Linked DNA regions of Homo sapiens: region 1 is linked to region 2. A link is a contact called in ENCODE POLR2A ChIA-PET data. All regions are on one chromosome and are shown on one strand. The core of a region is the stretch at or near the end of the contact, and the rest is flanking DNA. Distances in the headings are between cores, read along the strand shown. Region 1 holds the start of ZNF114-AS1 (ZNF114 antisense RNA 1). Region 2 holds the start of TGFB1 (transforming growth factor beta 1).

Region 1 (3,422 bases), core at 141-2,640, 6.9 Mb after region 2:
AAGGAAGGGAGGGAGGGAGGGGCAGAGAGGGAGAGAGGAAGGGGGGAAGGAAGGAAAGAAAGAAAGAAAGAGAAAGGGAGGGAGAGAGAGAAAGGAAAGAAGGGAGGGAGGGAAGAAAGAGAAAGAAAAAAGAAAGAAGAAAGAAAGAAAGAGAAGAAAGAAGGGAGGGAGGAAGGGAGGGAGGGAGAAAAGGAGGAAGGGAGAGAGAGAAAGAAAAAGAAGAAAGAAAGAGAAAAAAGGAAGGAAGGAGGGAGGGAGAGGAAAAGAAAGAAAGAGAAGAAAGAAAGAGAAAAAAGGGAAAGAAAGAAAAGAGAAAAAAGAGAAAGAAAGAAAGAAAGAAAGAAAAGAAAAGAAGGGCCGGGCGCGGTGGCTCACGCCTGTAATCTCAGCACTTTGGGAGGCCGAGGCGGGCGGATCACGAGGTCAGGAGATCGCTGAAACCCTGTCTTTACTAAAAATACAAAAACTTAGCCAGGGTGGTGGCGGGCGCCTGTAGTCCCAGCTACTCGGAGGCTGAGGCGAGAGAATGGCATGAACCCGGGAGGCGGAGGTTGCAGTGAACCGAGATCGCGCCACTGCACTCCAGCCTGGGCGACAGAGCGAGACTCCGTCTCAAAAAAAAAAAAGAAAGAAAGAAAAGAAAGGAAGGAAGGAAGAAAAAAATCATTTCAAGGGTAGGCGACGGGAGCCTTGCGGTTTAGCCGCTAGTCAACGGATGGGGGGGAGTGGTAGCAAAAACATAAAAATGGGGACAAGAGAGAAACTGGAGACTCCCCAACCTGTCTGTTTCCGCCCTTTTACAGTACTGAGGGGAAAAAAAAGCCTTCTTTCCTTGGGAAATGCAGGAAGCCAGCAAGCGGCCGGAGTCTCCGGAGCCCGCAAGGAGGCGCGTTGGCTGCGCAGAGAGCGCGCTTCCCAGCTGGAGAGCCTAGGAACGGTGGCGCGGGCGGAGGCGACAGCGAGGACCCAAGGCTGGGGTTTCCTGCTTGGATCAGGAGTGCCTGGGGAGTAAGTTCTACAGGAAATGTCAATCTACTGGTCGTGGGGGTCAGACTCTGGGGTCGGGTCGATCGGGTCCCGGGGGCGGGGGGTGGGACGGGGGTGGGCAGGCAGGAGTGCGGGCGCTGGGATCCCCTGCCTGCTCGGCTCCCCTCTCCTCCCCCTGGTCCCTTACACCGTCCATTTTGAGGAAGGGGTCAAGAAGCGAGTACAAAATGTCTGGGCAGGACGAATCTCTGTAGTCGGTCCTTCCTGGCGGCCTCGTTAGGTTGATTTATTTCAACAGTTTGATCCCCATCCTGGTGCAGCTCCGAGACGCTCCTGGGCTGCGCGCGCTTTTGGGCTGCGCCACCGACAGAGACATCTGGAAGCCGGAGCTAGTGGAAGAGTAAGTGTGCCTGAGTGTCCGTACTAAGGGCGGGACCGGGCCGGGGCCCAGGGACTTGAGAGTTGCTGTCTGCAAAAGCCTCATTGTCTCTACCCTTCCGGGAGGAAAGGGGAAGGCACGAATGACCCACGTGTTCAGACCCCGAGCGCGCCCTTCACCTTGGCCCAGGGAGAAGGGCGCTTCCCCCATACCGTGCTGCAGCGTTGCGAAAGCGCCTGTCCCCGGGCTTGGGCAGCAGAGATGCCCGCATGCAGCGGTTGCAGGGGTTGTGTTCTTTGCATCCATGAAAGTATTGGAGCTGGCCGGGCGCGGTGGCTCACGCCTGTAATCCCAGCATTTTCGAAGGCCGAGGTGGGCGGATCACCTGAGGTCAGGAGTTCGAGACCAGCCTGGCCAACATGGTGAAACCCCCATCTCCACTAAAAATACCAAAATTAGCTGGCCGTGGTGGCATGCGCCTGTAATCCCAGCTACTCAGGAGGCTGAGGCAGTAGAATCGCTTGAACCCGGGAGGTGGAGGTTGCAGTGAGCCGAAATCGAGCCATTGCACTCCAGCCTGGGCGACAGAGGGAGACTCTGTCTCAAAAAAAAAAATAAATAATAATAATAATAATAATTAGCCGGGCATGGTGGCGGGCGCCTGTGATCCTAGCTACACGGGAGGCTGAGGCAGGAGAATCGCTTGAACCTGGGAGGTGGAGATTGCAGTGAGCCGAGCGCCTGTAATCCTAGCTACTTGGGAGGCTGAGGCAGGAGAATCGCTTCTACCTGGGAGGTGAAGGTTGCAGTGAGCCGAGATCGTGCCACTGCACTCTAGCCTGGGCGACAGAGCAAGACTCTCTCTCAAAAAAAAAAAAAAAAAAAAAAAAAGTATTGGATTGGAGCCTGTTGTGATGAGGGTGAACTGAAAAGTCCTGGGCAGGGCCAGACGTGCAGGATGCACTGGTTTCTTACGAGAAAGAGCTTTTTTTTTTTTTTTTTTTTTGAGAGGGAGTCTCGCTCTGTCACCCAGGCTGGAGCGCTGTGGCGCGATCTCTGCTCACTGCAAGCTCCGCCTCCCGGGTTCACGCCATTCTCCTGCCTCAGCCTCTCAAGTAGCTGGGACTACAGGCGCCCGCCACCGCGCCCGGCTAATTTTTTGTATTTTTAGTAGAGACGGGGTTTCACCGCGTTAGCCAGGATGGTCTCGAGCTCCTGACCTCGTGATCTGCCCGCCTCGGCCTCCCAAAGGGCTGGGATTACAGGCGTGAGCCACAGCGCCTGGCCAGATAAAGAGCTTTGAGGGTTTGAGTTCCGTGTGCTGAACATGGTCTTTTATGGGAACTGAGACCTCAGCAGAGGAAATATATAAAAAGGACAAGCTGCAAGGAGAGTGGTGTGAAGGTGTCAGGATCAAACCCCACGGTCGGAACAAGATGCATTTTTATCACTAATCCGCTCCGGTGAGGTCTGATTTACTGGAACTCAGGGCAAAGGTGGGAATGTGTTTCATCAGCCAGGTATATCTTCGTCATGGACAATCAGGCAAAAGCCAACCTCAGCCTGCTCACCTGAGCTGACTCACAATGATGCGTTGTTTTTCTTTTTCTTTTCTTTTCTGTTTTTTTTTTTTTTAAACTACTGTCCTGAGCTGATGTGTCTGAGGTTACTAGGGTCAGAACCGGCGCTCCAATTGTATTGGGGAAAGGACGGAATTCAGGGAAACTTAAATTGAAATAGGCGGTTTTATCTTCTTAGGTAGGCTTACAGCTGAGATGCGTGTAATGGGGTTATCATCAGGTGTGGCTGTTTCCTTGGGAACTATAAGGTCAAGATAGACGTGGAATGTTGTGTCTCAAAAACTCTTATTTACAGCTCAGCCCCTGAGTTGCACAGGCTTGCTTCTGTGTCAAAGTGACTTGGATCCCCCAGGCAACAGTGGGGCTTTTCTTTTTTTTTTTTTTTTTTGAGACGGAGTCTCGCTCTGTCGCCCAGGCTGGAGTGCAGTGGCGTTATCTCGGCTCACTGCAAGCTCCTCCTCCCGGGTTCTCGCCAT
Region 2 (3,456 bases), core at 1-2,500:
CTGCCCCTCCGAGCTCACCGTTGTGGGTTTCCACCATTAGCACGCGGGTGACCTCCTTGGCGTAGTAGTCGGCCTCAGGCTCGGGCTCCGGTTCTGCACTCTCCCCGGCCACCCGGTCGCGGGTGCTGTTGTACAGGGCGAGCACGGCCTCGGGCAGCGGGCCGGGCGGCACCTCCCCCTGGCTCGGGGGGCTGGCGAGCCGCAGCTTGGACAGGATCTGGCCGCGGATGGCCTCGATGCGCTTCCGCTTCACCAGCTCCATGTCGATAGTCTTGCAGGTGGATAGTCCCGCGGCCGGCCGGCCAGGCGTCAGCACCAGTAGCCACAGCAGCGGTAGCAGCAGCGGCAGCAGCCGCAGCCCGGAGGGCGGCATGGGGGAGGCGGCGCCCCCCGGCACTGCCGAGAGCGCGAACAGGGCTGGTGTGGTGGGGAGGCCCCGCCCCTGCAGGGGCTGGGGGTCTCCCGGCAAAAGGTAGGAGGGCCTCGAGGGAAAGCTGAGGTCCTCAGGGAGAAGGGCGCAGTGGTGGAGGGGAGGCTTGGACCGGGGGTGTCTCAGTATCCCACGGAAATAACCTAGATGGGCGCGATCTGGTACCAGAAGGTGGGTGGTCTTGAATAGGGGATCTGTGGCAGGTCGGAGAGAGATCCGTCTCCTGGAGGAGAAAGGGTCTAGGATGCGCGGGGGCTCAGGAGACAGGCCGGGGATGAAGGCGGCGTGCAGGGGGTGCGCCCGAGGTCTGGGGAAAAGTCTTTGCGGGAGGCCGGGTCGGCGACTCCCGAGGGCTGGTCCGGAATGGGGGCGCCTGAGGGACGCCGTGTAGGGGGCAGGGAGGGAGCAAGCGTCCCCGGCGGCAAAGGGAGGCGGTCTGGGGTCCCCAAGTCCTGCCTCCTCGCGGGGCAGCGTCGCGCCAAGAGGTCCCCGCGCCTCCGGCTCCCAGCGGCAACGGAAAAGTCTCAAAAGTTTTTTTCCTCTTCTCCCGACCAGCTCGTCCCTCCTCCCGCTCCTCCTCCCCCTCCTCCCCGCAGTGGCGGGGGCGGCGGCGGCTCGTCTCAGACTCTGGGGCCTCAGGCTGCTCCTCGGCGACTCCTTCCTCCGCTCCGGGCCGAGGCCGGCCCCGCGGGCGGCTCAGAGCCGGGGGGGTGCCCCGGACGGGGCGTCCCCCCTGCCCCCGGCCGGGGCCCTCGCTGTCTGGCTGCTCCGCGGAGGGAGGTGGGAGGGAGATGGCCCAGGGCGCGAAGGGCGGCGGCGGCGGGGACCGGCTGGGTCGGCAGGGGGTTTTGAAGCCGCCCCCGGCCCCACCCAGGAAGCGCACGGGGCGGGAGCGGGGGCGGCCCCCAGGGGGAGGGCATGGGGGGGCTGGGCCACCGTCCTCATCTCGCGTGGGCGGGCTCCGAGGGGGGTCCCTTCAGCCCTGGGGGAAAGGGGGCGGGCACCCCGGCTCCGCCCCGCAAACAGGGTGCTGCCTCCTGGCGGCCAAGCGCCACCAAAGCGGGTGATCCAGATGCGCTGTGGCTTTGCGGGCGGTGTGGGTCACCAGAGAAAGAGGACCAGGCGGAGAAGGCTTAATCCGGGGGATGAGACACAGGGGAGCCGACCAGAGGAGGGGGACCCAGAACGGAAGGAGAGTCAGGCTGGGAAACAAGGTAGGAGAAGAGGGTCTGTCAACATGGGGGCCTCCGGAGGGTGTCAGTGGGAGGAGGGGGCAACAGGACACCTGAAGGATGGAAGGGTCAGGAGGCAGACACCTGTAAGAATTGCTCTCCTTTACTGAGCACCTCCCATGTGGCTAAGCAGCCTCCTGTCACTCAACACCCTGCGACCCCATACATTTACTGTCCCCAATTTACAGATAGGGAAACTGGGCCCAGAGGGACCCCGAGGTCCTAGAAAGGACAGAAGCGGTGCCATGCCTTAGCTGGGGTCAGCTCTGACAGTCTCTAGAGTCTGTGCTCTTGACCACTGTGCCATCCTCCCCCATCACTGGGTGTCCGGGGTGTGGATGGTGGTGACGTTGGAGGCAGAGTCCCTCAGCACTCCACGCCGTAGCGGTCGAAGTTGCGGAGCAGCAGGCCGATCTCCAGGTGCACGGTGCCACCAGCAGCTGTGTGCAGGCGATAGCGGTCGGCCCCACTGTAGATGGTGTCCCCATGCAGCAGCTGCGGCCCACCACCCACGAAAGCCCGTGCCAACTGTTCTCGCCAACTGCCCAGGGGCCGCCACGTGGGGCAGGCCAGCTGGTGGGTGCCCGGGCTACTGGGCACATGGCAAAATCCATAGCCTGCAAGCTGGCAGCGGCCAAAGCTGTCCTGGGACCACACCTGGAAATGGAGCCGGGGCCAGCCTGCAGGAAAGGAGAGAGAGGGGAAAGGAGGGATGGGTGGGGACCAGACTCCTGCTGATTCCCCACTCCCTGATACTCACTGGAGACCCCAGGCCCAGTCTTTTCCTCTCTGGGTTTCTGTCCCAGAGTTTCCAACCCAGCCTCCTTTCTAGGCTCCCACCGTCTTATCTATCCCCACACAGCAGCCAAAGTGATCTTTCCAAATCCATGTTACTCCCCTGCTAAGGATCCTTCCATAGCTCCCCAGTGCCCTCAGTATAAAGTCCAACCTCTTCAACATTCAAGGCCCTTCTAATCAGACCTCTGCTGAATTTCCTCTCTGTGTTATCCTCCTCCATGACCCCATGTCAGGGCAGCCCATTGCTCCTCCAGTCCCCAGGTAACCATCATGGGCCTTGTCAGGGACACCTCCTGCCTTCCCTCATGTCCCTGCCCTGCTCTCTTTGGGCCCAGGGCCTTCTTTCTTGCCCCTCTCTAATCCACCTTCCACCTGGCATCTGGAAGCATCTTTCTCTCCTTCCATAGCTTTGCCCATGTCCTCAGAACACAGTTCAGCTCCTCAGTCTGGTAGTCAAAGCCCTTGGAGATCCAGCCCCATCTCATCTCATGCTGATCCCTTCTCCTGTGCTAGACTCTGTTCTAGCTAGCTGGGGACACGGCAGACATGAACATGGATGGCAGACAAAAATTCCTGCCCCCGTGAAGCTGATATCCTAGACAACGAATGTAGTAAATAAGCAAATTATAGGGTAGATCAGATGGTGGTAATTGCTGTGAGGGAAAACAGAGCTGGGTAGGGTGAGGGTGGGGATACCGCTTTAGCAAGAAGGGGATCAAGGAAGCTTCATTAAGAAGGTGACATTTGAGCAAATGCTAAAAGGAAGGAAGGGAGTAGGCCATGTGGCCATCTAGAGGAAGAGTGCTCCTAGCCAGAGGGAACAGCAAGTGCCAAGGCCCTGGGGGGGGACTGTCTGGTGGGGACAGTATGGCTGGAGCCCAGACGGAGTGTGCCTGGTGGGGACAGCATGGCTAGAGCAGAATGAGGTGGGGAGACGGGAAGGAGGTGCCAGCCTGGTTGTGGAGAGCCTTGTGATGCATGCTAAGACTATGGCTT

What was found. ChIA-PET counts read pairs that join two places held with the same protein, here RNA polymerase II (POLR2A).
Region 1: POLR2A ChIA-PET joins it to region 2 with 19 read pairs in PC-9. The contact joins the promoter of ZNF114-AS1 here to the promoter of TGFB1 in region 2. POLR2A ChIA-PET finds 5 or more read pairs at or near these places in 2 of 52 experiments (GM10248 and PC-9).

Annotation. Positions count from the first base shown.
Region 1 is chr19:48,270,442-48,273,863 of GRCh38, forward strand. It overlaps ZNF114-AS1 (ZNF114 antisense RNA 1), which reads right to left and starts at 1,391. Exons shown (of 3, transcript XR_936008.4): 1 at 1,175-1,391. It overlaps ZNF114 (zinc finger protein 114), which reads left to right. Exons shown (of 6, transcript NM_153608.4): 2 at 804-1,008; 3 at 1,286-1,387. RefSeq lists enhancers at 881-1,387, 1,388-1,893.
Region 2 is chr19:41,352,672-41,356,127 of GRCh38, forward strand. TGFB1 (transforming growth factor beta 1) reads right to left here and starts at 1,251. Exons shown (of 7, transcript NM_000660.7): 1 at 19-1,251. The coding sequence starts at 373. It overlaps B9D2 (B9 domain containing 2), which reads right to left. Exons shown (of 4, transcript NM_030578.4): 4 at 1,746-2,342. The coding sequence ends at 2,029. RefSeq lists silencers at 1-263, 424-503, 804-873, 1,024-1,553 and enhancers at 1,554-1,703, 1,627-2,128.